Linked DNA regions of Homo sapiens: region 1 is linked to region 2. A link is a loop called in an ENCODE intact Hi-C map of the cell type or tissue named here. Cell type or tissue: mammary epithelial cell. All regions are shown on one strand. Each heading gives the region's core, and the rest is flanking DNA. Links, peaks and the distances in the headings are about the cores only.

Evidence for each region. Peaks named below come from ENCODE experiments on the same cell type or tissue, not always from the same donor. Only the 100,000 strongest peaks of a DNase experiment are listed, where the experiment ranks them.
Region 1: it touches region 2 in a loop (7-fold over the local background); 4 of 110 quality-filtered maps call a loop at or near these places.

The regions. Positions count from the first base shown.
Region 1 is chr4:14,164,837-14,174,141 of GRCh38, reverse strand. LOC124900670 (a long non-coding RNA gene) reads right to left here and starts at 8,301. Exons shown (of 2, transcript XR_007058058.1): 1 at 7,598-8,301. RefSeq lists enhancers at 1,056-1,721, 1,722-2,387, 3,446-4,017, 8,412-8,461. In mammary epithelial cell, for the core only: no CTCF peak of the experiment used is centred there; DNase peaks (open chromatin) are centred at 4,431, 5,061 and 6,051; H3K27ac peaks cover 2,609 bases.
Region 2 is chr4:13,914,824-13,928,327 of GRCh38, reverse strand. The region is part of intron 3 of LINC01182 (long intergenic non-protein coding RNA 1182); the gene reads right to left. The region is part of intron 3 of LOC107986182 (a long non-coding RNA gene); the gene reads right to left. Among named protein-coding and RNA genes, the nearest start is that of LINC01085, 190 kb to the left of the region's middle. In mammary epithelial cell, for the core only: no CTCF peak of the experiment used is centred there; DNase peaks (open chromatin) are centred at 7,217, 7,667 and 9,997; H3K27ac peaks cover 4,516 bases.

The sequences.
Region 1 (9,305 bases), core at 1,306-9,305, 250 kb before region 2:
CCTTCAAGGTGTACAATAATAGAAAAAAGTTGCAATACCTTGCCTCCACTGTGAGACAAATCCCAGCCACATCTCCAGCACACAAGAACTTCCAAAGGCCTGAACCGCAGTGGCCAGGCATTCCTCCAGAACCTCGTCCCCCAGGAGCTTGCTACAAGTACCAGAAATCTGGCCACCAGGCCAAGGAATGCCTGCAGCCCAGGATTCCTCCTAAGCTGCGTCCCATCTGTGTGGGACCCCACTGGAAATCAGACTGTCCAAATCACCTGGCAGCCACTCCCAGAGCCCCTGGGACTCTGGCCCAAGGCTCTCTGACTGACTCCTTCCCAGATCTTCTTGGCTTAGCGGCTGAAGACTGATGCTGCCCGATTGCCTCAGAAGCCCCGTAGACCATCACGGACTCCGAGCTTCGGGTAACTCTCACAGTGGAGGGTAAGTCTGTCCCCTTCTTAATCAATACTGAGGCTACTCACTCCACATTACCTTATTTTCAAGGGCCTGTTTCCCTTGCCTCCATAACTGTTGTAGGTATTGACGGCCAGGCTTCTAAACCTCTTAAAACTCCCCAACTCTGGTGCCAATTTAGACAATACTCTCTTAAGCACTCCTTTTTAATTATCCCCACCTGCCCAGTTCCCTTATTAGGCCGAGACACTTTAACTAAATTATCTGCTTCCCTGACAATTCCTGGGCTACAGCCACACCTCATTGCCACCTTTTCCCGCAGTTCAAAGCCTCCTTCACATCCTCCCTCTCGTATCCCCCCCCACCTTAACCCACAAGCATAGGATACCTCTACTCCCTCCTTGGCGACCGATCATGCACCCCTTACCATCTCATTAAAACCTAATCACCCTTACCCCACTCAACGCCAATATACCATCCCGCAGCATGCTTTAAAAAGATTAAAGCCTGCTATCACTCGCCTGCTACAGCATGGCCTTTTAAAGCCTATAAACTCTCCTTACAATTCCCCCATTTTACCTGTCCTAAAACCAGATGAGCCTTACAAGTTAGTTCAGGATCTGCCCCTTACCAACCAAATTGTTTTGCCTATCCACCCTGTGGGGCCAAACCCATATACTCTCCTATCCTCAATACCTCCCTCTACAACCCATTATTCTGTTCTAGATCTCAAACATGCTTTCTTTACTATTCCTTTGCACCTTTCCTCCCAGCCTCTCTTTGCTTTCACTTGGACTGACCCTGACACCCATCAAGCTCAGCAAATTACCTAGGCTGTACTGCTGCAAAGCTTCACAGACAGCCCCCATTACTTCAGTCAAGCCCAAATTTCTTCCTCATCTGTTACCTATCTCGGCATAATTCGCATAAAAACACACGTGCTCTCCCTGCCAATCGTGTCTGACTGATCTCTCAAACCCCAGCAACTTCTACAAAACAACTCCTTTCCTTCCCAGGCACGGTTAGCGTGGTCAGAATTCTTACACAAGAGCCAGGACCTCACCCTGTAGCCTTTCTGTCCAAACAACTTGACCTTACTGTTTTAGCCTAGCCCTCATGTCTGTGTGCAGCGGCTGCCACTGCTTTAATAATTTTAGAGGCCCTCAAAATCACAAACGATGCTCAACTCACTCTCTACAGTTCTCATAACTTCCAAAATCTATTTTCTTCCTCATACCTGACGCATATACTTTCTGCTTCCCGGCTCCTTCAGCTGTACTCACTCTTTGTTGAGTCTCCCACAGTTACTGTTGTTCCTGGCCCAGACTTCAATCCGGCCTCTCACATTATTCTGGATACCACACCTGACCCTCATGACTGCATCTCTCTGATCCACCTGACGTTCACCCCATTTCCCCACATTTCCTTCTTCCCTGTTTCTCACCCTGATCACACTTGGTTTATTGATGGCAGTTCCACCAGGCTTAATCGCCACTCACCAGCAAAGGCAGGCTATACTATAGTATCTTCCACATCTATCATTGAGGCTACCACTCTGACCCCCTCCACTACCCCTCAGCCAGCTGAACTAGTTGCCTTAACTCAAGCCCTCACTCTTGCAAAAGGACTACGCGTCAATATCTATACTGATTCTAAATATGCCTTTCATATTCTGCACCACCATGCGGTCGTATGAGCTGAAAGAGGTTTTCTCACTACAAAAGGGTCCTCCATCATTAATGCCTCTTTAATAAAAACTCTACTCAAGCCCGCTTTACTTACAAAGGAAGCTGGGGTCATTCACTGCAAGGGGCGTCAAAAGGCGTCAGATCCCATTGCTCTAGGCAACGCTTATGCTGATAAGGTGGCTAGACAAGCAGCTAGCTCTCCAACTTCTGTCCCTCACGGCCAGTTTTTCTCCTTCACATCGGTCACTCCCACCTACTCCCCTGCTGAAACTTCCACCTATCAATCTCTTCCCACACAAGGCAAATGGTTCTTAGACCAAGGAAAATATCTCCTTCCAGCCTCACAGGCCCATTCTATTCTGTCGTCATTTCATTACCTCTTCCATGTAGGTTACAAGCCACTAGCCCGTCTCTTAGAACCTCTCATTTCCTTTCCATCATGGAAATCTATCCTCAAGGAGATCACTTCTCAGTGTGCCATCTGCTATTCTACTACCCCTCAGGGATTGTTCGGGCCTCCTCCCTTTCCTACACATCAGCTCTGGGATTTGCCCCTGCCCAGGACTGGCAAATTGACTTTACTCACATGCCTCGAGTCAGAAAACTAAAATATCTCTTAGTCTGGGTAGATACTTTCACTGGATGGGTAGAGGCCTTTCCTACAGGGTCTGAGAAGGCCACCACAGTCATTTCTTCCCTTCTGTCAGACATATTTCCTCAGTTTAGCCTTTCCACCTCTATACAGTCTGATAACAGACCAGCCTTTATTAGTCAAATCAGCCAAGCAGTTTTTCAGGCTCTTAGTATTCAGTGAAACCTTTATATCTCTTACAGTCCTCAGTCTTCAGGAAAAGTAGAACAGACTAATGGTCTCTTAAAAACACACCTCACCAAGGTCAGCCACCAACTTAAAAAGGACTGGACAATACTTTTACCACTTTCCCTTCTCAGAATTCAGGCCTGTCCTCGGAATGCTACAAGGTACAGCCCATTTGAGCTCCTGTATAGATGCTCCTTTTTATTAGGCCCCAGTCTCATTCCAGACACCAGACCAACTTAGACTGTGCCCCAAAAAATTTGTCATCCCTACTATCTTCTGTCCAGTCATACTCCTATTCACCGTTCTCAACTACTCATACATGCCCTGCTCTTGTTTACACTGCCGGTTTACACTGTTTCTCCAAGCCATCACAGCTGATATCTCCTGGTGCTATCCCCAAACTGCCACTCTAAACTCTTGAAGTAAATAATCTTTGCTGGCAGGACTACGCTGAATCTCCTTAGGCACTCTCTAATCAGATGTCCTGGGTCCTCCAATTCTTAGACCTTTTATACCTGTTTTTCTCCTTCTCTTATTCCATTTTTTAGTTTTTCAATTCATACAAAACCGTATCCAGGCCATCACCAATAATTCTACACGGCAAATGTTTCTTCTAACAATCCCACAATATCACCCCTCACCACAAAATCTTCCTTCAGCTTAATCTCTCCCACTCTAGGTTCCCACGCCACCCCTAACCCCGCTCAAAGCAGCCCTGAGAAACATCGCCCATTCTCTCTCTCCATACCATCCCCCCAAAATTTTCGCCACCCCCCACACTTCAACACTATTTTGTTTTATTTTTCTTATTAATATAAGAAGGCAGGAATGTCAGGCCTCTGAGCCCAAGCCAAGCCATCGCATCCCCTGTGACTTGCACGTATATGCCCAGATGGCCTGAAGTAACTGAAGAATCACAAAAGAAGTGAAATTGCCCTGCCCCGCCTTAACTGATGACATTCCACCACAAAAGAAGTGTAAATGGCCGGTCCTTGCCTTAAGTGATGACATTACCTTGTCAAAGTCTTTTTCCTGGCTCATCCTGACTCAAAAAGCTCCCCCACTGAGCACCTTGTGACCCCCTACTCCTGCCCACCAGAGAACAAACCCCTTTTGACTGTAATTTTCCTTTACCTGCCCAAATCTTATAAAACGGCCCCACCCCTATCTCCCTTCGCTGACTGTCTTTTCGGATTCAGCCCACCTGCACCCAGGTGAAATAAACAGCTTTATTGCTCACACAAAGCCTGTTTGGTGGTCTCTTCACATGGACGCCCCTGAAACATTTATCTCATCATTTGTTACCGAGCAACAATTCAAAACAACAATGCAGTGTCTGAAAGGAATAATTCATGGGGCTTTAAAACAATGAGAGAAGAAAAAAGGAGAATACAGTACATAGAATACAAGATGTATTGTTCTGAGGCAAGTCTTGGATATCATCTATTTCTACATTAGGTGTGTCTCAAGAGTCCAAAGCTTCTTGCTAATCTGATGACTCCCCACAACATCCTGGTATTATCATTCCATTTTTTTGAAACCTGAGCAAACTGAACCACAGAAAAATTGAGTGAATTGAGAAGGTCACGTGGAAGTCAAGCCCAGAATAGAACTGATGTCTGCTGGTTTCCCATCCAGTCATGACCCTTCCCAATACACATTATTTGAAGCAGTCTGGTCAGCAGTGGCTAACGGCTTTAATATTTTTGAACCATTAATTTTTTTTTTCTGAGTAACATTCCTGGCAAGCTTGCTTATTTTCCAGGGTGAGAGATATGTCTGAAAATAAAGTTAATGGACAATGTTGATTGTCACCCTAAAAAAAATAGCCTTAAAGCAGTGAATGGATTTTAACTTAAAATGTGGATTTTTAGGTTGCATTTAAATTTATATAAATGTCATACTAATATCGTGCATCTTGAAAAATAGAAAGGTTGAATGAAAAATATTGAATATCAAGGTAAGAGTTTTTGAAAAGGTTACAAAACCTGGATTCAGAATAACAGCAAGGCCTTTGGCAATGAGCTTGAATTCTTGCCAGGAAATGTAGTTCATCTTGGCATCCTGCCCTGACCTCACAATCCTGGGCATTGGCTTATATCTCGTGCTTCAGCCAACTCATTTCCTCCAGCCGAATCGATGACTTTCTAATAGCTGAGCATCCTGCTCTGAATCACTTGCAAACCACTAAGATACACTTTCTCTGTTTATTTTCTGACTTGAGACAGAGAACAGCAAGGTCAGTTGATTCTTTCAATGATTGCTCTTAAAATAAAAACTTTCACTGCAGTCGTTTGAACTTTTGAAAACCAATGTCCAATAATACAGCCATTTCAGCAAATTCAGTTGCTCATGATTTCATAGTTTTTCTATAGCTTTATCATCTCTATCTCTATGTATATCAATACATATATTAATGCATCAGTAATTAGTTAATGGGTATGTACTTTTATGTCTGTCAACCATAGTGCCTTATGCCACATAAATACTCAATGGATGCTAAAAAAAAAAAATGCATATAAAGGTAATAAATTGTTCTTTTGCAATTAGAGAGTTATTTTCATGCCAGCTGGAATGTTCATATTAAAATCAGAATAATCATGTATTTATCATTTGATGGGAAGAAGAAAAGTTTCACTAATTGGAAAGGAGCTTGTCTGAAAGCTGTGGAAGACAACATTGAATGGGCTTGTTAGGCACAGAACATAATCTTGATGTTGTAAGAGAATACGAGCAAAAGAATGGAGAGAAAACAAGTCACCATGTGAAAGTTTTAGTGTAAAATTGCAGTAGGAAATAAATTCACTGCTCACAATCTTCTTGATAGCCAACATTTTCATAAGCTTTTCCACCGTCATCGTCAACGTCATCACCATCTTACGACTATAGGTCAAAGAAAACTAGCCAAACTGGCAATCAACAAGTCAGGAAATTGGAACATCAATGTTATTATCAGTTAGCATTAGTAGGATTTCGTAGTTGATGTGTGTTTAAGACCACTTTTACATCAACTGAGACAAGACTGCTTACCTTCTCAGGATTTTAAATATCATAAAGTATGTGGCAAATAATCTGCCTTTGGGCACTTTATTTTCAGATTTACTTAGTCATCATGTACTTTGTGTGAATGTGATGAATTCGAAGACATGAACGAAAGGCTAGATTAAACTGCTGACTAACCATGAAGAAAATGGTCAAAGTATGTAGTAAAACCAGTTTATCTCTCTATTTTAAAGCCATGTTATCTTTAACTTAGTTGCTGTTGGAAAAACAAGATGCTTTTTTCAGATGCCAGTCCCTGTAAAACAGTGACTGGAATAACCTGAGATTTTTTTTTTTTTTTTTTCAAACTCTAAATTCTGTCTCAAATGTTAGTTGCTAGTTGTGAAGGAAATCATTAAAGGCCAATTATCATTAAAACAGTCTCTGAAATTAGATATCTGATGAAGGGAGAATTGTTCTCTCTTCTCTTAAAGGCCAATGCTTGGACAGGCATTTTCTCTGGTTAGAAAATCCCATTTGTGTTCAGTTACTTTTCAATTTCTGCCTGTTTCTTAGGAAAACAGTGAAAGACAATTTCAAAAAAAAGAATCCGTGGAGAAGAGAAGGCAATAAGATTGATAAAATTGATAAGCTCTTAACATCGGGGTGAATCTATAGACTCTTGATGGCTACTGTAAAAGGAAATTCCATTTAAATTTGGGAAAGGGTATGAAGCATTTTTCTTTTACCATTTTTTTAAATGGGGCACAATTTACATATAATAAAAAGCAGATTTTATGTGCATTTTGATGAGCTTTAACAAATGCATAATAAATTTGTGCATCCAAACCCTCAAGTAACAGAATATTTTCGTCATCCTATAGAGGTCCCTTCTAGTACCTCATTCTGGTCAATTCTCTAGGGTCATGCCCTAGAGACGATTACTGCTCCAATATCTGTCGTCATAATTGTTTAATAAATAATAACAATCTGTCATCATAATTGTTTTACCTATTCTAGAACTTCATATAAATGGAATCATACAATATACAGTTCTTTGTTCCAGTTTCTTTTGACTAAACATAACCTTTTTGAGATTTGTCAATTTAGTTATGCTTATGAGTAGTATGTTACTTTTCGTTGCTAAACAGTATTCCACTGAATCAATATGCCACCCTTTTATGCCCATCAACTGTTGGTGAGCATTTAGTTTATTTTTAGCTACTGAAAATAAGACATTTTGTCTTATTTTAGTTATTTTTAGCTAAATATTCGTATACATATTTGTGAACATCTGTCTCCACTTCAAGTTTAGAATTGTTAGTCACAGATTTGCTCTGATGATCCTCTTTAGGAGAGACTTAAGTGGGGAGAAGGCTATTCTGAGCAGAAGAGCCTTTTCTTCATCGTTAGTCCATTGGTTGTCTCAGCCCAGGACTTCAAACCATTCCACCATTACCAATCTCCAACCTTAATTATGCATTGTAGGCATACCCCAAATTCTATGTTTCCTGGCATATGACAGCCAAGCAGTATAATAAAGTCAAGGTCTCTTCCTCCTTTCCATTCTCATTTGAAAAATTAGGACTTCTTTTAACATCTCAACATTTTGCAGCTGGTAAGGAGGGCCACTGTAGGCAGTGTCACTGAATAGATTAAAAAGTTGCCTGGTATTTTCAGAGTAGTTACTTCAAAAACTTACCTGGGAGTGAGCACTTTGGTAGGCATAGGTGGGCAGATGACTGGAGGTCAGGAGTTCAAGACCAGCCTGGCCAACATGGTGAAACCCCATCTCTACTAAAAAAATACAAAAATTTATCTGGGCGTCGTGGCAGGCTCCTGTGATCTCAGCTACTCGGGAGGCTGAGGCAGGAGAATTGCTTGAACTGGGGAGGTGGAGGTTGCAGTGAGCCTACAGAGATCGTGCCATTGCACTCCAGCCTGGGCAACAGGAGCACAACTCTGTCTCAAAAAAAAAAAAAAAAAAAAAAAAGAAAGAGAAAAGAAAGGAAAAAGAAAAGGAAAAAAAAAGAAAAAAACATACCTGGGAGTGATATCATCAAAATGGCAAAGTAGAAGAAATCTGATTCAACAAGGTGAGCCCAAGTAGTGGCTTACATTTTGCAGTCATGGTAAAAAAAGAATCCAGATTTCAACATTTCATATTTTAGGAAGATTCTGAGTGCCTCTCTAACTTTTCTGAGTTTTCGTAAGGGATCTATTAATAAGGCCATCCCAATGCTGTTTTGAGATCCTTGCTGAGAAAGATGTGCTGAGATGTTTGCTGTAATCCATAATAAGGCCATTCTAAAAATTTAAGGATTTTGTCTCAGTGGAGAACATTTTCCTGGGGAATGGTGGTGTGGCATAGAATCACCAGGGCGCTTCTGCTTCTGATGAGTTAGTAAGCACCGTGTCAGCTCTTCAACTCTGTTATGCACAAGTTAGGCCTGAAGCTCTCACATGCTTCTGGGAGTGCCACATCTTTGATCCCCATGAGCTCATTCTTTCTGTTCCTCTTTCTTAGATGAACTGAGGGCACCATTTAAACACCCTTAACTGTTTCATCTCCTCCTGGTTATTTTTTGTTGTTATTACTGGTCCCAATTTTAGCCACCTTCTGGACTTAGGCAAATTGCCATGCAGCTCTTTGCCTATTTTACAGATTGTAAAATAGGCATCCAGTGTAAAACAGGCATCCAGATTGTAAAATAGGCATCCAGATTGTAAAATAGGCATCCAGTGGCTTGTCATGTTGCATGATAAATTATGTAGCTTTGAGCATTACCTTTTTCTGGGTGGGGACAGCACGTTGTCTCTGTTCTGAGAAAAAATCACTAGAACAGATTTAAATTTCAGTGGAAGACAGGGGGATGCATGTATAATGAACAAGAAAGTGAACTCCCAATTCCCATTGATATGCATAGTTGATAAGGCAAGGACAAGTAAATTTGCATAGGGGCCAAGAAACCTCCTGAGATAAAAAGAACCTAGATTCTGACTCCTTTTGCTCTTAGGAGTCAATATTTGAACGTCTCTGATGAATTAGGATGGTCAGAACTGAAGGGTGCTAGCAATAAAGAACAAGTTCACCAGAGAGGAAATTATCATGGGGAAAGATGTAGTCTATGCAAGTAACCTGAAAACACCAAAGACTAAAATAGCAATGTCCAATAGAAATATTATGCAAGTCCCATATGCAATCTTGAATTTAGTAGTAATTGCATTTTAAAAAGTCAAAATCAAAAAATGAAATTAATTTTAACACTACCTTTTTTTAACCTAGTATATCCAAAATATTATCATCTCAAAAAATAACTAATATCAAATACTATTGATACACCATTTTATATTATCCTTTGTGTACTAAATCTCTCAAATCCAGTGTATGTTATATTGACAGTACATCT
Region 2 (13,504 bases), core at 2,231-10,230:
CGGGCAACTTTGGCTTGGGGACCCACAATCGTCTTCACTGAAACTTCCATTGACTGCACAGCTGTCGGAGACTTCTCCCACGCAACCTTCCTACTTTCCCTCCCTGCACCATGGAGTCAGACCAGCATTGAAGTCTGGTGGCTCCTCCAGGCTCCTTCAGCATCTTCCACATGTTCCCTCACCAACCTGTATCTTACTTCCGATCTCCCAGAACCCAAACTAGCACATTGGAACTTATCCAAATCTCTGTCTATTTTAATTCGTTTATTAGGTCCCCCAGTAAAATGCTACCTATTTGAAAGAAAGGCTCTTATTAGACTCGCTTGCTGCCAAGTCCACTGCACCTAGCACCATCCTGGCATAGAGTAGGTGCTCACCAATATTTGTCCAATTAAGTAATCTTCTTCTAGAACCTTGCGCATAGGTCTATTGCCACATGGACACATCATCCTGAAATTATCTATTCACCCTCTTCCATCTCTCACTAGACTTCGGAATTCCTTGAAAATATTCTACACATGGGGTTTGGTCCCAGCATATAGCCCAGAGCCTGAGGCACAGTAATAGCTCAATTAATGTTTGCTAAATTGACATTCCAATTGCTCGTTCTTCACTCACTTCCTCACACCTTAAACTCCCTACACACCCAGGCAACATAAGCTGTGTCCTTACCTGTCTTCCATAATGTAGTCTGCTTTACTCCAGGCAGTTCCTCCTCCTGTGTCCTATATCTCTATAACTGTCTTCACTATTCTCCCAGTTTTCCATTTTTATTCTCCATCACTAGCCTTCTATCTCCCCACAGAATTCCAGGCCATTCACTCACCAAGTCCTCTCTTCTCACCTCCTAAATAAGTGCTCATTTAATGCACTTTTAATTTTCTCCAATTCTACTGTCTCTACTCTGGTCTAAGCTCCCCTTGATTAATACAAAACATCCTCCTGATAGGTTCCTCTTTCTCTTTGTTTGCATCCTTCCTATATATTCCCCACCCAGCAGCCAGATGCCCTTTCTAAAAGGCAAATCTGATCAGGTCTCACAGTGCTGAAAGCCCTTCAAGTCTCAATGGTCTATTGAGGAGGCCTTTCAGGGCTTGAACAAATCCACCCACTCCTGCTTCGTGCCCATCCTCACTGCACACACAGTTGCCTTATCTTCCAGTCAAACAGAGCAGTCTGCAATGCACCAAATCTACTCTGTCTTTCTTGAAGAATTGTCTTCCCCTCGCTCACCCCCACCTTCATCATGCTAATTCCTGTTGATGTCATTTCTTCCAAGAAGTCTTCTGCAGACAGGCCCAGTCTGGATAAAGTGGTTTTTCTTTGAATTCCTATGGGAATCCAAACTACTTCCCTTATGGTACTTATTACACTGGTTTGTTTAGTGGTCTGGCCCCTAATGTGTGACCTTGATTTCTGAAACAAAGATTTGATAAGTCGCCACATTACATCCAATGCTTTAAAAGTTTCCCTTTTTCAGACGTGAAGGACCTCTTCAAGGAGAACTATAAACCACTGCTCAATGAAATAAAAGAAGATACAAACAAATGGAAGAACATTCCATGCTCATGGGTAGGAAGAATCAATATCGTGAAAATGGCCATACTGCCCAAGGTAATTTATAGATTCAATGCCATCCCCATAAAGCTACCAATCACTTTCTTCACAGAATTGGAAAAAACTACTTTAAAGTTCATATGGAACCAAAAAAGAGCCCGCATCGCCAAGTCAATCCTAAGCCAAAAGAACAAAGCTGGAGGCATCACACTACCTGACTTCAAACTATACTACAAGGCTACAGTAACCAAAACAGCATGGTACTGGTACCAAAACAGAGATATAGATCAATGGAACAGAATAGAGCCCTCAGAAATAATGCCACATATCTACAACTAACTGATCTTTGACAAACCTGAGAAAAACAAGCACTGGGGAAAGGATTCCCTATTTAATAAATGGTGCTGGGAAAACTGGCTAGCCATATGGAGAAAGCTGAAACTGGATCCCTTCCTTACACCTTACACAAAAATCAATTCAAGATGGATTAAAGACTTAAACGTTAGACCTAAAACCATAAAAACCCTAGAAGAAAACCTAGGCATTACCATTCAGGACATAGGCATGGGCAAGGACTTCATGGCTAAAACACCAAAAGTAATGGCAACAAAAGACAAAATTGACAAATGGAATCTAATTTAACTAAAGAGTTTCTGCACAGCAAAAGAAACTACCATCAGAGTGAACAGGCAACCTACAAAATGGGAGAAAATGTTCGCAACCTACTCATCTGACAAAGGGATAATATCCAGAATCTACAATGAACTCAAACAAATTTGCAAGAAAAAAACAAACAACCCCATCAAAAAGTGGGCAAAGGACATGAACAGACACTTCTTAAAAGAAGACATTTATGCAGCCAAAAAACACATGAATAAATGCTCACCATTACTGGCCATCAGAGAAATGCAAATCAAAACCACAATGAGATACCATCTCACACCAGTTAGAATGGCAATCATTAAAAAGTCAGGAAACAACAGGTGCTGGAGAGGATGTGGAGAAATAGGAACGCTTTTACACTGTTGGTGGAACTGTAAACTAGTTCAACCCTTGTGGAAGTCAGTGTGGCGATTCCTCAGGGATCTAGAATTAGAAATACCATTTGACCCAGCCATCCCATTACTGGGTATATACCCAAAGGACTATAAATCATGCTGCTATAAAGACACATGCACAAGTATGTTTATTGCGGCACTATTCACAATAGCAAAGACTTGGAACCAACCCAAATGTCCAACAATCATAGACTGGATTAAGAAAATGTGGCACATATACACCATGGAATACTATGCAGCCATAAAAAATGATGAGTTCATGTCCTTTGTAGGGACATGGATGAAATTGGAAATCATCATTCTCAGTAAACTATCGCGAGGACAAAAAACCAAACACCACATGTTCTCACTCATAGGTGGGAATTGAACAATGAGAACACATGGACACAGGAAGGGGAACATCACACTCTGGGGACTGTTGTGGGGTGGGGGGAGTGGGGAGGGATAGCATTAGGAGATATACCTAATGCTAAATGACGAGTTAATGGGTGCAGCACACCAGCATGGCACATGTATACATATGTAACTAACCTGCACATTGTGCACATGTACCCTAAAACTAAAGTATAATAATAATAATAATAATAATAATAATAATAATAATAATAATAAAATAAAATAAATAAAATTCACCAATGAAAAAAATAAATAAATAAAAAATAAAAATTTCCCTTTTTCCTGCAAATATGGGTGCTCCCAGCCACCTTGCAAGCTTAATCCTTCCACACCTGCAAGATCTTACCACTCCCAGCTGTAAGCAGAGCCTCACCCATGTGCTGCCTCAACTACCTCTCCTGCTCTTCCTTCTGGTCAACTCATCTCCATCCTTAGCTACCCATCTCTCTTCCATGAAGTCTTCAGCTCTCTTTCTCTCTTCTATTTAGAATTGATTACCTCTTCTTCCCCTATGGCCCCATGTTATCTGTTCACATTTCCATCATTTACTTCATCATGTTTTTTGGTGTATAATTCTCTGTCTGCCACTGGTCTATAAACTTTTCAAGGTTAGAGACAAGGTCTCATTCAGCTTTTTTTTTTTTATCAGTGCCTGCTATACACAGGGAAGGTGCTCAGTACATATTCATTGAATCAACAAATGAGTAAACAACTCCATCCATTCTTCAGGGCTCCTCAATTTTTACCTCTCCAATTATTCTCCCTTTTGTGAACTACAATAGATCAGATTGCCTTATTTTCCGAGCTCTATACAGACAGCACTATAAAATCTTGCTTATTAGGTTCTAAACATCTAAAGAGCAGGAATAAAACCTCACAGCCTCTCTGTCTGTACCGCCATGCCTTGCACAATATTCTTTTGCTGATTGATTGTTACTGCTCAATCTACTATTCACTTTTGATTTCTTTAAAAAAGAAAACCTTCTCAGAAATCAAACAACTAAAATCACAAAATGTCCTTTTCTAAAAATAACACATTCCCAAAACACTTGAGGCAGAGCTGTGCTTTTTCTCCTCTCCCATTAATGAGAGAAAGATGCTGCTTCCTCTGTTTTCATTTTGTCTGCATCATGTCTGTGTTGCCTGGAGATTTGTAGCTGTTGTTTCAAGAAAGATCAAGTGACAATGGGAGATAGACGGTCTTCTTGATTAAAAAGTGGCACTCAGATACATCAGCTTCCTCCAAATTCAAGAAGGAGAAGCTTGTTTCACAGCTAGTGCCTGCTTCAGGGGCACGCCTCCCTGGGGTCAGCTGAAGCTTGCTGTCCGCTTTCCAGGTCTGTCCAAGCAAGACCTGTACTGTAATAACATGTAAAATAAAATTTAAGCCTCAAGGGAGGGGTTAGAAATTGCCACTGATTGACTCAGGACCATCCTTTGAGAGACAATGAAAAAACTGGCATAGCATGGTTAGACTAATCTGCATTCTGAAAAGTCCTAGTCCTGAAAGTGACTAACTGTGTGACCTGGGAAAGTTCCTTAGCCTCTCTAAGCTTCAATGTCATCACTTGGAGAACAGAGCTGATGAAAACACACCTGATGGAGTTGCTGATGCCATGGGATGAGATGATACAAAGTGTTTGGCATCACCTCTCACTTAGCGTTTATTAATGGTCATCATTATCATGAAGTAGCCAGAACCCTGCCTATTGTAACAGCTATCAGTTGTTGAATACTTACTCTGTGCTGTGTACCAGGCTCACTTTTTCTATGTCAGTTTTCTTACTTATACATCTTATAACAGCTGTTCAAGCAGATAGTGTCCTAGCTGGTGACTCTGAGAATAACTGGCTGCATTCCCTATCCCTGTGCTCAGCCTATGCATGGGAAATATTTGGGACTTGGTAAATACATTTTGGAATGATGTTGAATGAGTTCACAATTGACATAGTTGTCTAGGGACTGCCAAACCATGGACCGCTTCCCCTATCTAGCATAGAGTGTACTTGTTATGCTTAGAATTATGTCCCCTAAAGAGTTATGTTTGACCATTAACTCCCAGTACCTGTGAATGTGACCTTATTTGGAAATAGGGTTTTTGTAGATGTAATAAGGTAAGAGGAGATCATACTGGATTAGGGGCTACCCCTAATCTTATAAGAACCATAGCAGGTGTTCTCATAAGAAGGTGAACATTTAGACACAAATGAACAGAGGCACACGGAGAGAACTCCACATGGTGATGGAGGCAGAGACTGAAGTAGCACGTGCAGGAGCCAGGAGATGCCAAGGATAGGTGGCAACCACCAGAAGCCAGAAGGGAGGCACGGAGGGACCCTTCTTTAGAGTTTCTGGAGGAGCATGATCCTGCTGATCCTTTGATTTGGGGCTTCTGGCCTTCATAACTGTAACAGAGTACATTTCTGTTTTTTTAATCACTCAGTTTATGACAATTCGTTAAGGAATCTCTCAAAAATGAATACAGCACTTTATTCCTTTCTCGGCACAGCAAAATGAAATTTCAGGGCACCGACAGAGAGGGTTTAACACCCCTTATTCTCTTTCAAAAGAGCTGAAAAAGCACCCAGTTACTATTTATACTACTCCCAGTTCTCTGTCTGAAGATGAGACTTTTCAGTCATGCCAACAGTTCTGGGTTTCAGAACTTAAGGGCACACCATGGAGGGATTGCTGGTGAGTTTAGCTAAAGCTCTGCAGCCCCACAGGGTTTCTGTTCCAAGTAATAGAAGAGAGAAAAGAGAGGCAGAAATTATGAGTACACCTCAATTCCCTCATGTAGAACACTAAGCAGCAGCTTTCTCCCTAAATGTTTCTGTAAAAATATATATTTTAAAACATCATCAGTTGATCTCACGTGCTACCCAGGAGAAGGGAAAATCATGACGTGTAAGTGTTAGAGAGTTTCAACACCTCTCCTTCCCACCAAAAAGGGGACTGTTCTCAGGGGCTTGCCTTCTGAGGGCCCTGTCCCCCTAGACTAGGAGCCTCATGATAGAGGAACAGCCCCTTTTTGTCCTTAAAAAGATCTGGGGATGGGAAGGTTGGAGACAGAAAGGGTCCTCCCAGGATCTGAAAACCTAAAGATTGTCTGCTCCTTTCTCTTTCTACCAAAGTCTTTGAAGACACAGAGAGAAGCTTTCCCTGACTTTCCCATCAGATAATATTCATTGAGGGTTAAATCCTCCAAAAAAGCCCATTCATACACTGACCAGGTTTTAATCATGCCAGATGTGCTGCTCAAAACCACAAGCTTAAAAATGCTTTCAGTTTAACGGGACAGAATAAAATGAACAGAGTATTTTTCAAACCTGCCTAGTTCCAGGACAATTGCTGCCAATCAGCCTCACTCCTTGCAATCTCTTTGGATCCAGCATTGACCTTGGGTCTCTGAGTAACTATTTGCTGACTCTCTACACAGCCTGGTATGTATGTTTTCTTCCCAACAGGGCTACTTGAAAGCCCCCATTTGGCCCAAGTCCAAGTCCCCAAATTCCCTCTGATTAGCTCTTGGCCTTCACCCTACTAAGCATGAGATCTGCTGAGTAGAATGGCTGCTGTACCCATCCTGACTCTGGCAATGGGAGCTTCTGATTTTGCTGAAGAGAGGGAGAGGGTCTCAGGAGAGCAGTTTGGTTCTCCAAAGCTTCAACTTGGATGAAGTCTTCAAGCAATAGTCTTCAAGGAACTGCTCAGAAACAAAGTTCTCTTTCATTGCATCATTTAGATTTTAAGGACAATATGAGCCTCTAAGAGAATTGACTGGGCCAGACTCTAGAGAAATGTTTACATTATCTTGGCTAAACTGTTGGTGGTGGTTAGAAGAAGAAGGAATCAATAAATGAAAAGAGAGAAAAAAGGGGAAAATGACTGGATCTATAGGAGCAGCAGCTATTGCAAATCAGATTTGGAAAAGAGCAAGGAACTACATTTCTATCTTGGAAAAGGGACACTCAGATATCAGTAAGCAATCAGGTCGTGGCCAGTTCAAATATTCTGAAGTGTTCTGATAAGAATTTAATAAGGACCACCTCACACATGCACATGCATGCACACACACACACACACACACACAAACATACCTTTCCCTAACTGAAGCATGCAGTTAGGGAATCTCTGGAGTCCAGAAGATGAGTCAGCCTAAATGACTCAGCAAGGAGGAACCAGCACTGAGGTTGTTGGTGGAAACACAGCTGGAGCAAATGCAGATGGGACTGTGAAGACATTGTGTGAGGGCGAGTGAGGATGTGGCTGGAGTTCCTTAGTAGTGACCATCATCCTGTTACCATAACAATAACATAAACTTCCCAGGAGGAGCCTGAGGCAGGTCGTTTCTGAGCCCAAGTTAAGTTCATCTCCCAAATGGGTTGATAATGGCAACTTTCCTGCCTATTGACGGGACTCTTGGAAAGATTGTATGAGACAATGGTTGCTAAGGAACTTAGAAAAGTACCAATTTCAAACATGTGGAAAGGATTATAGCATTCTCATGACAAGTTCTCCACCACCTACTGAAGGCACAATGCCTGCTTATGGGAAGAAATGGGGCATCAAAAATTTGAGGTGTGGGCTGGGTGAATCAAGGTACTTGCAGAGTGAATCACTGCAAGCTCAGGTGACTTCGTTATGCAACGTCAGGTGAAAATGTATTTGGTGAAATCGGGTGGAATTTCCCTCGAACCTTGGGATTGTAAGCCAGAAGAGCACCCTGTGAAAGCTGAGTCACAGCGGGGTGAGTTAAAGAGCCCTCAAAGAAGAAATCAGAAGAATTGGATCTCATCCCCAGCATGGCAAAGCCTGTGCCTGTGCCATCAGCTCTCTCTGCTTCTGTTTTCTCACTTGTAAAATAAAAGTGTTGTCTCATAATCTTTTCTGCCGGTAATACTTTTTGAGTGTGTGTGTGCACACATGTATGCGTGCAAGGCCCTGCTTTATGCTGATGCAATGCTTTGAAAAACATCAGCTTCTCTTCTACAACATACACTCTGACATCCACTCAGCTCCCCAATCTCTGCAGCTCCAAAGTGTACTCAAAGAGTCAAGAAGTACAGAGACATCATCCTGATTTGCTAAGTCGGGGCAGGGCACCCCTTCCCCCAGACTCCACCTTTATGGGCTATATAAACTTGGGCAAGTTACTCTCTCTGGGCCTCATGTACTTTATTTGTAAAACAAAGATAGTAACTGTACCTAACTACAGACTTGGAATGAGAGTCCAATAAGATACTTCACACAAATCATTCAGCACAATGCGTGAGTCTTTAAAAAGACTAAAACAACATTCTCCCAGCAATAAATATTATCACAATGCTTATTATCAATCCTGCTATTACTGTCATAGTATTGTATATTCCTGTATCAAGATATATCCCTCCAAATTTCAGCTGTGTGTTTACTTAAATGGAGAAATCCATGAAGGCAAGGATTGGGCCTGTCCCATTCTTCACTTTATCCTCCATCCTCTGCTGAATACGTGGCTGGTGGCAGGTGCTCAATATTTGTCCTGTTAGATGAATGAAGGGTGTGAAGTAGAGGTTCTCAACCCTGGCTGCACATCAGAGTCGCCTGGATACATTTAAAATCCTGATGTCCACCCCCATCTCCAGAAATTCTAATTTAATTGATAAAGATTAGAACCCTGGCATTAACAGTTTTTAAAGGGTCCCCAGAGTCTCTAGTTGGCAGGAGGAGGTGAAGCTCACTTGTATAGAGTCTCAAAGATTAGTAACGCCATTGATTTCCAAACTTTTCCTTTTATAATAAAACCATTTTTTTTCCACAACAAAGTCTTAGATTGAAATCTACCTCATAAAAGAGAATGACGCAGCATCCTCTGGTAGAAGTGCTGGAGGTGGGCCCTGGGGCCCTCCATCCAATTGTGTGGGTCCAAGGTGGTCCACAAAGCCCACAAGCCCCTGGAGACACAACTTCCTAGGATTCGAACTGTCCTCTTCTGAGCTCTCAGCGGTATCTTCTCACTGCACTGCACTGCCAGCCTTGCTGACTCCTCACGTAACATGATGCTATCCTCACCCTGAAACTTGGACTAAGACATACCGCAACTGTTTTCCTTTTACAGCCAAATTCAGACACTCAGCTCCCAGTGAAAATCATTCCCAGGCCTTGTGGATTGAGGAGAGAAAAAAACCGCCTAAAATATATAAATAATTCAAGGCTGAGTTTATTCATGATGCTATGTTTTCTCCAGGCAGCAGTTTGTATAATCTCTCTTACACTGCCAGTTGGGCAGCCTCCGTAGCATTTATTACTGCAGACAACCCGTTAGAAGCTGTTTTGATTTACACATCTACATTCTATTACAGAGATAAGTTTAACAGCACACTGCAGTTTCTGCTGCTGACAATGTAGGAGGGGAAAGAAAAAGAAAAAAAAAGACAGTGGAGAAAAGAATAGGAAATTATTTCTGCCATTCCAGAGGACAGCAAGGAAAATGGGCCTGATATTTTAATGACACATTTAATTAGTTATCTGGAACACAGACACACACATACTACACTCACATACAACAACATATGTTTATTGCATCATTATGTCTTCATAAGAGAGCAAATGTTTATTGAACATCTACTAAGTGCCAACTTACTCTATTAGGTCAGAAGGATATATTGGTGAATAAACGAGACAGTTGTTTGTCTGCTTTGTTATTATTGTTTGCTACCACCAAACAATGTTTCCCCAACAACGCTTAGCCCAGCGTTGATACATGATAGATACTCGATGCCTGTTGAGTGAATGAGTGAATTCAAAATGATAAATAAAATGAAGCAATATTGCAACTGTTCAGTTATCTGTCTTCATGGCAATGCTATATAAGATGAACCACACAAAACCTCATGCAACAATAAGCCTTTATTGTTCATGCATCGAGGATGTTAAAGCCGGTTGGCTCTGCTCATCTGTGCTCATCAGCCAAATAGCTCAGAAATGGCTCACAGTCCACTGATCAGTTCAGGCTTCTGCTGGGTCCAGTGGGATGACTCAGCTCTGCTCCATGTGTTTCTCATCCTTCAGCAAGCTACAGCCAGCATGTTCTTATGGCCAGGATGGAGAGACAGAGAGTAAGTGTAATAGAAACACATGGGCCTCTTGAAGTCTAGACTTGGAACTAGGAAACCATGACTTCTTGAAGTGACTTGATAAAACAAATCACAGAGCCAGCCCAGATTCAAGACATGGGTAAAAGAGTCCATCTTTAGCATGAAGATCTGCAAAGTCACATAGCAGAGACAAGGCTAAAGAAATTAAGAATTGAAACCACCTTTGCAATCTGCCACAGGAGCCCAGCAAATTAGACAAAAGGCAGTAATGAAAACCCATTTCTCAAATGAAATCTATTGCCTTTTCCAGTATCCAAGTGTATCCCCACCCAGCCCCTGAACAAGGCTCTTTGGTGAGTTTAGGGAAGATGCAGATATCTCTCTGAGAATAGTTCATTGTGTCCTGAACGTCCTCCCCTCTTTGACCCTAGGTCTTCACCCAGGCCCTACCTGGGGTTGACACCTGACTGTGATCCATTGTCCTTGCTTGCCCTAGTTCTTCCTGCTCCATTTTAACCCATCACGTTAGGAGACAGAATGTGTTTATAGTACAATGATGAGACAGTATTGTAGCTACCATATATTGGGAGCTTACCACGTGTCAGGGCCTGTGCTGAAGAACTTTGCTTACATTATCTCATTTAATTCTTATAATGACTCTATGAGTTAGTTATAATTATCCCTCCTTTACCGCTAAAAAAGAATATTCACAATACTGAAAGAGATTAAATAACTTGTCCAAGGTTTCACAGCTAGTTATTAATCAAGCCAGGTTTCAGCCCTAATTTATCTGAATGCAAAGTCCATGTCCTTAATCACTATGCTATGCTCCCCCTTCCTTAAACCAGTAGTTCTACTTCACTAAACCATTATGCTCACATTGGTAAAGAATTACTTCCTTAAAGCAAAGAGATCATGATATTCTGCCCAGTCCCCTCCTATGAGACACTGGAAAAAAAGGGTTGAAGTTCCCACAACAATTTGAATTATTTTCCCCTAGAGAGAAGAGGTTGGAGGGTGGGAAGGGCAGGTCATTAAGTTTTCAGTCTTGTGTAACTTCTACCGGTTTCCACCAGAATATCCTAGGCTTGTTAGAGTTAGTACCAATGAGATCATAGATCATAGATTCCATCAGGAGGAAGAGGGATTATACAAAGACTTAGTGGTGCTTATTGGTATAACATGCACTAGGTTAAATCCAACTGGCCCAAAAAGAAATGGAATATATGATCTCATTTGCATATTATCTGTCTTTGCATAATCCCAGGTCCAGAAGGAGGCTGGTTCTGGATGAAAGAGAAGCATAAGAATTCCATCCACACTATTGCAAAAGCTTCAAGTTCCTACAGCAGCACCTTAATGTGGACCAATGGGAGAATGTAACGCAGTGGAATAAATGGAAGCTTATTCCAAAGCCAAGCCATAGAAGAGCACCAAATTTCCCACAGATTGTCTGTTCAATCCCCAGCATCGACAGAGTAATGTCCAGCCTCCCTCCTCACCTCCGCTTGATATTTACACCCAACGAACAATGGTCAAATGGAAATCTACTGCTTAGTTTATAGGTTTTCGGGCTTGTGACAGTTCCACTGTAGATCCCTAATCAAAGTTGGATTCAAGAGCATGGCTTAGGTTTAAAGCCCTGCGAGGAGCAAGCTTAGGCATGCTGGAGAAGAAAGATATATAACCAGTCAACAGCACAACTTGGTTCACTGAGCCAGAAGACTGTACAGGTGAGAATGAAAAACCTGCTTCACCCCACTCAAGAGGGAGTTCAGTGGGCACTGACTTACACTGAGGTTGGATGGAATCCTCAGTATGAAATGTTTACTAAGTCGGCAAAAAAGATGAAAGAGAGCCGATTATGTTCAAGCACAAGAAGAAGTGGAGATTAGAATCCTGCTTTTAAAGTACAGTGAAGGCTGGGCACAGTGGCTCATGCCTGTAATCCCAGCACTTTGGGGGGCCGAGGTGGATGGATCACCAGAGGTCGGGAGTTCGAGACCAGCCTGACCAACATGGAGAAACCCCATCTCTACTAAAATTACAAAAATTAGCCAGGCTTGATGGCACATGCCTGTAATCACAGCCGCTTGGGAGGCTGAAGCAGGAGAATTGCTTGAACCCGAGGAGGCAGAGGTTGTGGTAAGCCAAGATCATGCCATTGCACTCCAGCCTGGGCAACAAGAGTGAAACTCTGTCTCAAAAAAAAAAAATTAAAATTAAAAAATAAAGTGCAGCGAACTCACTCACTAATAAACATGTCCCAGAAAGTGCTAAGTCTGGATCAATCTGACTGGCAATCCCTCCCTCCTTGAGACAGAGTGAACGAGGGTGTAGGAAGAGGAACATACTCTTCGTCCTCAGCATCCCTCCCATGAAGAGGATGGGCAGAAGTCACCTAAACCTTGAAAAGATGCTATACTATGAAGAAATGGACATCAGCATGGCATCTCTCAGCAAAGCCAAGGGAAGTGTTGCTAATCCTGAAGACTACAAAAAAACCCGCCAGATGTATGAGAAAGCAGAGAGGAACAAGCTAATAGGATTGAGGGGCAGCCTATTCATTGTAGCTTTTGCCTCCTGGGAAGCCAACCTGTCTTTCAGGCACAGCTGTAAAGTGTGGGGGCAAAGTTGGGTCCATGAGAGAATTCAGAGGCATAGCTAGAGGAGCAGATGCCAGAGGGGTCTGCAGATGAGGCAGTAGCTGAGGTGTGAGCCAAATGGGAGGCAAAGGACCAGAAAGAGGAGGGAGGAGATCACCAGAGAGGACAAAAGGGAGGTGGTGGGGACTCACTCGACATAGGACATCTTCCCTTGCAGGTGGATTTCTACCTCCCCTGGAGGGCTCAGGCCAGGGTAGAATGGACAGTGTCCAAAGGATGCTTAATGAACTCCTCATTTTGATTTCTTTGTTCTATGAAGGCATGTGCAACTGCATTAGTATGCTCAGCAAAAGGCCTCCTTTTGTTGTGGCAGGTGCTGCAGGAATTCAGAAAGCTGATGTTTCGTAAAATCATGAGCCTGCAGAGAGCCCTGGGAGGTCAGAAAACCCAAGCCCCTGCCTCTCACATCTGTTCTATCAGTGGAATGGTGCTGCAGTTTTAAAATCATGTTTATTGTACTTCATCTTCTTATTTTAAGAGAGACACACTGGGTGTACTTTTGTTGGAGAAAAGGTGAAGCAAGCAGTAAAGCACAGAGAAGATGGGAAAAACAGTTTCTAATCTTACAGCCCAATGGCAGCCACTGTTAATATTTCAGCAAAGCCCCTGCTACACTTTCTCTCTCACACCCATGGGGTATGGGTGTGGTATGTGTGTGTGTGTGTGTGTGTGTTGTAAGTATGTAAAAAGAAAGTGGGAATTTTTCTGTTATTCCAGAATTAACAAATGAAACTGTGAACAAAGAGGCATT